Linked DNA regions of Homo sapiens: regions 1 and 3 are each linked to region 2. A link is a contact called in ENCODE Hi-C data. All regions are on one chromosome and are shown on one strand. Each heading gives the region's core, a stretch centred on a gene start or an enhancer-like site at or near the end of the contact. The rest is flanking DNA. Distances are from core to core; before and after follow the strand shown.

Region 1 (2,927 bases), core at 322-2,821, 2.9 Mb before region 2:
ACTTTTTGATCTTGGAATCCCTTTACACTGCTGTTAAAAATTACTGAAAATCCCAAAAAAACTTTTTTTTTTTTTTTGACAAGGTCTTGCTCTGTCGCCCAGGCTGGAGTACAGTAATGTGATCCTAGCTTACTGCAGCCTCCTTCTGGGCTCAAGCCATCCGTCCACGTCAGCCTCCCAAAGTGCTGGGATTACAGGCATGAGCCACTGCGTCCGGCCCCCAAAAACTTTTATATGTAGTATACAGAATTTAAAAAATATATTCATTATTTCATTTAAACATTAAGGCCCTTCACATGAATACATTTTAAAATGAAAAAGAACAATATTTTCAAAAAAAAAAAAAAACAACAAAAAATTCTGGCAAATCTGTTTTAATGTTTGGTTTATCAGAAAACAGCGGCCGGGCGCGGTGGCTCACGCCTGTAATCCCAGCACTTTGGGAGGCCGAGACGGGCAGATCACGAGGTCAGAAGATCGAGACCATCCTGGCTAAAACGGTGAAACCCCGTCTCTACTAAAAATACAAAAAAATTAGCCGGGCGTAGTGGCGGGCGCCTGTAGTCCCAGCTACTCCGGAGGCTGAGTCAAGAGAATGGCGTGAAGCCAGGAGGCGGATCTTGCAGTGAGCCGAGATCGCGCCACTGCACTCCAGCCTGGGCGACTGAGCAAGACTCTGTCTCAAAAAAAAAAAAAAAAAAAAAAAAAGAAAAGGAAAGAAAGCAGCTGGATTGCAGGAGGGGGTATAGCTCACAGGTAGAGCATTGGACTACAGATCAAGAAAACAGCTGGATTCTCACATTTAAGTCTACCTTCATTGTTACGGGAGGCGCTGCTGTATTGTATGAAACAATAAATTGCACATTCAGACTTTTAAATATCTCGATGGGATAGGCATCAGGAGAAGAGGTATCTTCGGTTTGCACGAGCTTTGATTTTTCTTTTTTCTTTTTTTTTCCGAGACGGAGTCTCGCTCTTGTCACCCAGGCTGGAGTATAATGGCGTGATCTCGGCTCACTGCAATCTCCGCCTCCCGGGTTCAAGCGATTCTCCTGCCCCAGCCTCCCAAGTAGCTGGGATTACAGGCGCCCGCCACCCGGCTAATTTTTGTATTTTTAGTAGAGACGGGGTTTCACTATGTTGTTTAGGCTGGTCTCGAACTCCTGACTTCGGCCTCCCAAAGCGCTAGGATTACAGGCGTGAGTCACCGCACCCGCCCCGAACGTTGATTTTGATTTGAGACTGGGTCTGGACGAATGCTGGGGACTCCAGCGAGGAGCTAGTCAGGACAACAGGCACCTCACCTCACCCAAACCCAAACCTGCGAGCCCTTCCCAGGTCACCCACGCTTGCTCGAGCTTGGACTACAACTCCCGGCAGAGCTCGCGGCAGGGGGTGTGCCCGCAATCGCGAGGAGCGTGGGTGACTCAAACCAAGTGACGGAAGTGAGCGAGGGCGTGCCTGTTTGTTGCAGGCGCGGTGTAGCAATTGGAGGACCCAGGAAGAAGGGGCGGAGCCTATGCTTGGGTCAACCAATGGCTTGAGCTCAGGAGCAACCAGGGCACGGGGCGTGTCGGGGCTGATTCTCTGGCTGTGTGGGGCGCACGGTCCCGGGATACTGGGGACGGCGGGGTGGGAGGGCGCCGTCCTGGGGCCGCGGCGGCCGGGCGGGGGAGATGGCGGCGCGATGGAGCAGCGAAAACGTGGTTGTAGAGTTCCGTGACTCCCAGGTGAGCTAGAGGCCGAGTGGAGCCCTCTGGGCATGCGTCCTCCCCGCTTCCCCTCCCCCACGCGGCTGCTTCCGTCCCGGGGGGCTACGGGGAGACCCTAGGCCCCGTACTGAGGAGGTGGGCGGGGCTTAGCCGACCTCTTAGGCCCCGTCGGGGGAGGGAAGACGACCATCGGGGGCAATCGGGGCGAGCATGGACGGAGTTTCGGGGCTCCCTACGCGGGTAGGGGAGTGGGGTCCGCCTTGTGACACTGAGGCAGAGACTGCGCATCGTGAGTGCTGAGGGGAGGCTTCCCACAATCAGGGTACGGAGCGAGGGCGTGACGGCTTCCCGAGGCCCTAGCCGCGTGTGGCGACTTAAGGCAAGTCGCGGGACTTTTCTAAGTCTCAGCTGCGTGGACGTAACCCTGTTGGGGTGAATTCGATGAAACACTGTTTGCAAAGTGCCTGTTGCAGCGTCTACGCGGTTAAGTGGTTCTTAATGCCATCATACTGGAAAATACCGTGTAGTGGATAGGAGTGACACTGCACGTGTTGCCCGAGTTCGAATCCCGCAGCCCCTACCCTGTCATCACTCCGTACACGTCAGTTTTCTCACCTGTAGAAGGGAGATGGTCGTACTTACAAGATTGGCTTAAAGATTTTATTTTTTAATTTTCTATTTAATTTAATTTAATTTATTTTTTTTGAGATGGAGAGTCACTCTGTTGCCCAGGCTGGAGTGCAGTGGTGCCATCTTGGCTCACTGCAACCTCCGCCTCCGGGATTCAAGCAATTCTCCTGCCTCAGCCTCCCAAGTAGCTGGGATTACAGGTGCGCACCACCACGCCCGGCTAATTTTTGTATTTTTAGTAGAGACGGGGTTTCACCTTGTTGGTCAGGCTGGTCTTGAACTCCTGACCTCAGGTGATCCACCCACCTCAGCCTCCCAAAGTGCTGGGATTACAGGCGTGGGCCACCGTGCCTGGCCTATTTTACTTCATTTGAGACAGGGTCTGGCTCTGTCACCCAGGCTTGAGTGCAGAGGCGTGAATCACCGCTCAGTTCAGCTTCGACCTCCTGGGCTCAAGCTATCCTCCCACCTCAGCCTCCCCAGTAGCTGAGACTACAGGCGCATGCCAACACGCCCGACTAAATTTTTCATTTTTTTTTGTAGAGACGGGGTCTCCCTATGTTGTCCAGGCTGGTATGGAACTCC
Region 2 (2,771 bases), core at 86-2,585:
GTGACATCTGTGCGCATGTGAGGAAATCCACACAAGAAGGTAAAGATATACAGGCTCTACTCAATAGTTGTCTAAACTAGGAAAGGTACCCTGGACTGCCATTCTACGCAGTTGAGAGAACACTGGATGTGTTGTTGACTGCTGTAGCTCAATGTCTAGCAAAATAAGCGTTTGATAAATTAAAAAATGAATTAATTTAAACTTATTAAAGGAGGACAGGAACCCAAACATTTCTGGAGACAGCAAGGGAAGATTCCAGCAACACAGGACAAGGAGACAGCCAGAGAGAACTTCATTAGCTGCTGAGACGAACAAATAAGGAGCTAAAGAGCAAGATTCTTGAGAAGGATTAATGGCAAAGAAACTACAAGGCGTACGAGAAAGCCAGGGAAGAAAGAACCTGGATTCATTCATTCAACAATTATTCACTGAGGGTGTCCCTGAGCCAATTGCTGTTCTCGGCGATAGCAACAGAGAACAAGACAAAAATCCCCGCCCACCTGGAGCTGACATTCTAGTAGAAGAGATCGCCCACCAGATTGCCTGGTATAAATGACACTGTGAGAGAGCAGAGGAAGACACAAGGAGTCCTACTCGGGCTCGGTGACAGTCTGGGGTGGGTTAAAGCGGAGGCCTGGGAGAGGGACCAAGGCCACTCCAGGCAGCATCCCTGGATCTCAGCGAGGCCGCTCCAGGCAGCAGGATTTGACCAGAGCAAGGAGGAAGGCCAAGGCGGCCAGGACGGATGCAGCATCCCTGAGGTGAGTAAGGCAAGGTGGGTGACAGGGACGACAGAGGAACTCCCCAAACTGGGGCCCGGACCTGAGCAGGGGACCAATATCCGCCGCCTAGAGCCGCCATGATTACAGAAGGGCAGGCCAGGAAGGAAGAAGGGACTCTCACCTCACCAAGCGCGACTCTTGGGACCCTTCTGTCCCGGATTCTGGGGCGCCGGCGCTGCCACCCCTCGCTCAGACAGGCTCAAGGAGCCAAAATCCACACCTTGAAAGCGGCCATTATTGTCCCTTAATACTTTGCGCGCCCCCTCTATCCGCCCAAAGCTACCATAGAGAGCAGCCTGGAACACGCCCGATTCCTGGATCCAAGTGTGGAACGGTACGCCAACAGGCTCTCAAGGCCTCCTCTGGGGCTCTGATCAGACACTTCCGAGTCTCCTTGTGACCAATCACTCTTAGCCTAAGAGACTACATCCCGCCTCTAGTCTGGGGGCAGGAAAAGGAGGGGAAAAAGGTCGACCATCTTTAATACGGGCGGAGGTGACGCCTAGCTTCCGGTCAGAGCCGAGCAAGGTGGGCGGTGACTAGAAGCTCTTCCGTTTATTGGGCTGTTGAGCGGGGGCCGACCGACGGCCAGGAGTTTCTTTTCTGCGCTTGTGCGTTTTCTGTTCGGTTTCCTTCCCGCTAGCGGGGCCACGAGGGTTGCTAGGCAACAGCCCCTGGGTGACTTGGTCTTAGGGTCCTGTCCGGCTTGGGGCTGATGAAAGGAGCTGTCCGCGCCCGGGCTCTTCCGAGAAGTGGTTGCTGACAGCCACAAAGTGAAAGGGAGTGAGGCGGCGTGGACGAGTAAGGTAAGTGCTGGGGTCCCTTAGCGCTTGTGGGCCAGGAGCAGCGCAACACAGGTGACTTTAAATATGTATATCGGATATTTTGGAAAATGGAGATGCGCGCCCGGCTGTAAATAAAAATCACCCATGCGTTCACACGCAGAGATGACCACTGATTTCCAGTTGTTTTTCTGGAATACATTGTAGTAAGATTCTGTACAAAAGTGAGTTCAAGCTTTTTTTCTTTTTTTGGTGTTTCTGCAGTTGTGGCGCGCGCCTGAGGTTCCAGCTACTCGGGAGGCTGAGGCGGGAGGATTGCTTGAGCCTGGGGAGTTGAGACCAGCCTGGGCAACATAGCGAAACCCCGCCTCAGAAAAAGAGAGGGAGAGAGGAAAGCAGTGGAGTTATTGGTCAAAGAGTATGTCAGTTTTCTTTCCAGAAAGGTTTTGTGTCTGCATTCCAGCAGGAACTCCCTGTGCCTGCCCCTACCACTATCTTGTTTAATTTTTGCCAATTCAGTGACTTTGTAAACATATGTTTTAATTTGCTTTTCTTTGCTTACTGGTAAAGCTTAACTTTTTAGTTTATTTACTGTCCATTTGTACGTCTTCTTTTGGGAATTCTCTGTGGGTATCATTTACTATGGACATTTTCTTAGATGTGGTCTCAGTTTTCCTCTCCTGCTTCCAACGTTTGTCCAGTTGCACCCCTAGCCTCACCACTAACAACTTTGTTCTCCCCTTACTTTCTCCTTTCGATCAGTAACACGGAGGAACTGCTGTTTGTTTGAATTCTAGTGGGACAGATCCGTCTTCTCTTTGACCTTCCCTTTCATTGGTAATTTGTTCTGCTGCTCACATCTGATGACGTCCCTTTGGGCCATCAATGTCCCTGTTTAAAGTATGACCTATAGCTGGAACAATCTTATTTCCTATGTGAATTTTAGTTAAATAATTCCTTTTTTTTTTTTTGGAGACGGAGCTTCGCTCTTGTTGCCTTGCCCAGGCTGGAGTGCAGTGGAGCGATCCTAGCTCACTGCAACCTCCGCCTCCAGGGTTCAAGCAATTCTCCTGCCTCAGCCTCCTGAGTAGCTTGGATTACAGGTGGCATCTGCCACCACGCCCGGCTAATTTTTTGTATTTTTAGTAGAGACGGGGTTTCACCATGTTGGCCAGGCTGGTCTCGAATTCCTGGCCATAGGTGATCC
Region 3 (2,975 bases), core at 44-2,543, 2.8 Mb after region 2:
CATGCCTGTAATCCCAGCTACTGAGGCACAAGAATCACTGGAAACTGGAAAGTGGAGGCTGCAGTGAGATCGCACCACTGCACTCTAGCCTGGGCGACAGAGTGAAACTGTGTCAGGAAGAAAGAGAAAGAGAAATGAAAAGAAAAAACAGAGCAAGAAAGAAAAAGAAAAAAATAGAAAAAGTTATTTTCTCAACTCTACAAGGATCATCCTCCATGGCCAGGTTAACAGCTCTTTTTCTGGACCCCGGTGTCTTCATTGCTGCCACTTATTTGCTTTCTGATCTCTAGCTGGGTCTCCCTAGGCTCTTCTACTTCGCTGGAGAAAACTAACCCTACGCAGCCACATAGCATTCCTATCCCATAGCCCTGACCATGCTCAAGCTGCAAGACCTCTACACATCTCCATGTGCTGAAACTCCTCCAAGCACACTGTCAGGGACTCTGTGGGAGAGAAGCTGCCGGACAATCTGCCTAATCCTTGACTTCATCGCCCGTGGCAGAATTGGAAACCGCCCCACAAACCTTGGCATAAGGTGCAAGGTAATCCAGAGCTGTGACGTGCAACCGAAACTTGTGGGTTTTAGTGAATTTTCCAAAGCAGGTCCCCAGCGACACCAGCTTGTCCCCGGAAATATTGGCGGCCAGCTTCATAATCTTCTCACTAAAAGGGTAAAGGGGGAGCAAGGTTGCGGATGAAGGAGGCTCGTGGGACCCAGGACCCCTCTCCCCTGGGTCCATGCTGCCTGCCCGGCCCCGCCTCACCTCACATAGTACACCCGGTCGTTGTGCAGACGGAAACAGTAGGTGCCATCGGGCCGGTCCACCAGCAGTTGAAGATTCTCCCCAATGCTGAGGGCAAAAAGAGGACTGGAGACCGCGCCCGAACGAACCGGTCTCCGGCACCGCGCCCCCACTCCACCCTTGGCCACCACACCCACACACTCCCGCGTCCGCCCCGCGCGCTCCTACTATTTCGCTATCTTCTCAAACATGACACGGGTCTCCTCTTCAGTCAAAGGCCGCATTTTTCCCCCTGGGTTGGAACACCGGATCCTCGTGCCTTGGTAACTGGAAACGGAAGTCGGTCGCTCGCTGCTCCCCGGCAATCCCAAAGCCTTCCTCTCTAGCCCCGTACCAATAGTTCGTCTCGCTAGCGCCCAATAGTCTGGACGACCGCAGGGGAAAGCAAGCCGGCCGGATGAGAAAGCATAGAGACCGGAAATGTGCCTGTTTCTTCCTGTCCTAAGTTCGGAGTCAGCGCCCCTTGTGGTCCGGAAGGGAAGTGACGTTGTTGCTGGGAAGATGGCGACCGCGGCGACTATCCCATCGGTAGCCACGGCCACAGCAGCGGCTCTCGGCGAGGTGGAGGATGAAGGGCTCCTGGCGTCGCTGTTCCGGGACCGCTTCCCCGAGGCCCAGTGGCGCGAGCGGCCCGATGTGGGCCGCTACCTCCGGGAGTTGAGCGGCTCGGGGCTGGAGCGGCTGCGGCGCGAGCCCGAGCGCCTGGCGGAGGAGCGGGCGCAGCTGCTGCAGCAGACGCGCGACTTGGCCTTCGCTAACTACAAGACCTTCATCCGCGGCGCCGAGTGCACCGAGCGCATCCACCGCCTGTTTGGCGACGTGGAGGCGTCGCTCGGCCGCCTGCTCGACCGTTTGCCCAGCTTCCAGCAGAGCTGCAGGTGCGACGCGCCTGGCGCTAAAGGGGTTTTATAACTGTAAAAGCTGACATTTACGATGGTAGAAATAACTAACACATAAAGCGTTTACCACGTTCCAGGTTCTCTGCTGAGCGCTTTATTAATCCATTTAAACCTCACAACAGCCTTCGAGATAGGTACTGTTATTCCTTTTTTATCTTTTTTGAGACGGAGTCTCGCCCTGTCGCCAGGCTGGAGTGCAGTGGCGAGATCTCGGCTCGCTGCAACCTACCTCTGCCTCCTGGGTTCAAGCGATTCTCCTGCCTCAGCCTCCTGAGTAGCAGGGACCATAGGCGCGCGCCACCACGCCCAGCTAATTTTTTTGGATTTTTAGTAGAGACGGGGTTTCAGCATGTTGGCTGGGATGGTCTCGATCTTTTGATGTCGTGATCTGTCCGCCTCGGCCTCCCAAAGCGCTGGGATTACAGGCATAATCCACTGCGCCCAGCCCTGTTATTTCCATTTTACATATGAGCAAGTCAAGACAGAGATTAGTGACGTCCAAGGACACAGCTAGGAGGTTTCGAATTCAGAACTGGTTACCCAGAAGCACGTCCCTCCCTCGAAGGGCAGTTGTGGGCACAAAGAAAAAGGATTCATGCAAAGCTCTTATTATCGGGTCTGACACAGTTAACATTATAGGTGTGAGCTGAATATATGTGCACATTTATATACTTATTTTATACGAAAGCGTGGACCGGAGGTCATCTGCTTCAAAACTTCCATTGACGGGAAGGTGACAAGGAAATCCTCGCATTTGAGGGCATCAGATATCAAAAAGTCTCTCCATTTGGATGGCTGGATGTGGTGGCTCAGCCTGTAATCCCAGCACTTTGGGAGCCTGAGGCTTGAACCCAGGAGTTCGAGAGCAGCCTGGCCAACATGGCAAAACCCTGTCTCTATAAAATAAAAAATTAGCTGGTCGTGGTGGCGTGCGCCTGTAGTCCCAGGTACACAGGAGGTTGAGGTGGGGGGGTCAGTTGGGCCCGGGAGATTGAGGCTGCAGTGAGCCATGATTGTGCCACCGCACTCCAGTTTGGGAGGTCGAGGCTGCGGTGGGCTGTGATTGTGCCACTGCATTCCAGACTGGGTGACAAAGTGAAACTCTCTTAAAAAAAGAAAAAAAGGCTGGGTGCGGTGGCTCACACCTGTAATCCCAGCACTTTGAGAGGCCAAGGCAGGCGGATCACGAGGTCAAGAGATCGAGGCCATCCTGGCTAACATGCTGAAACCCCCATGTCTACTAAAAATACAATTAGCTGGGCGTGGTGGCACG

What was found. A loop is a pair of places that touch in the nucleus more often than their neighbours do. Pooled maps may share reads with other maps.
Region 1: a loop to region 2 is called in a map of CD8-positive, alpha-beta T cell, with 5 times the contacts of the local background. The contact joins the promoter of WDR59 here to the promoter of TXNL4B in region 2. A Hi-C loop is called at or near these places in 3 of 168 maps with a recorded cell type or tissue (CD4-positive, alpha-beta memory T cell, CD8-positive, alpha-beta T cell and naive thymus-derived CD4-positive, alpha-beta T cell) and 10 of 50 pooled maps.
Region 3: a pooled map shows a loop between it and region 2 (10-fold over the local background). The contact joins the promoter of COG8 here to the promoter of TXNL4B in region 2. A Hi-C loop is called at or near these places in 1 of 168 maps with a recorded cell type or tissue (CD8-positive, alpha-beta T cell), 1 of 37 single-sample maps with no recorded cell type and 4 of 50 pooled maps.

Annotation. Positions count from the first base shown.
Region 1 is chr16:74,983,767-74,986,693 of GRCh38, reverse strand. It overlaps WDR59 (WD repeat domain 59), which reads left to right and starts at 1,571. Exons shown (of 26, transcript NM_030581.4): 1 at 1,571-1,730. The coding sequence starts at 1,677. RefSeq lists silencers at 280-480, 1,516-1,825 and an enhancer at 1,126-1,185.
Region 2 is chr16:72,092,184-72,094,954 of GRCh38, reverse strand. It overlaps TXNL4B (thioredoxin like 4B), which reads left to right and starts at 1,335. Exons shown (of 4, transcript NM_017853.3): 1 at 1,335-1,588. DHX38 (DEAH-box helicase 38) reads right to left here and starts at 1,108. Exons shown (of 27, transcript NM_014003.4): 1 at 904-1,108. RefSeq lists enhancers at 813-1,112, 1,173-1,222, 1,233-1,562.
Region 3 is chr16:69,337,882-69,340,856 of GRCh38, reverse strand. It overlaps COG8 (component of oligomeric golgi complex 8), which reads left to right and starts at 1,293. Exons shown (of 6, transcript NM_032382.5): 1 at 1,293-1,681. The coding sequence starts at 1,305. It overlaps NIP7 (nucleolar pre-rRNA processing protein NIP7), which reads right to left and starts at 1,085. Exons shown (of 5, transcript NM_016101.5): 1 at 972-1,085; 2 at 765-851; 3 at 525-663. The coding sequence starts at 1,027. RefSeq lists enhancers at 707-786, 967-1,086 and silencers at 1,507-1,556, 1,567-1,616.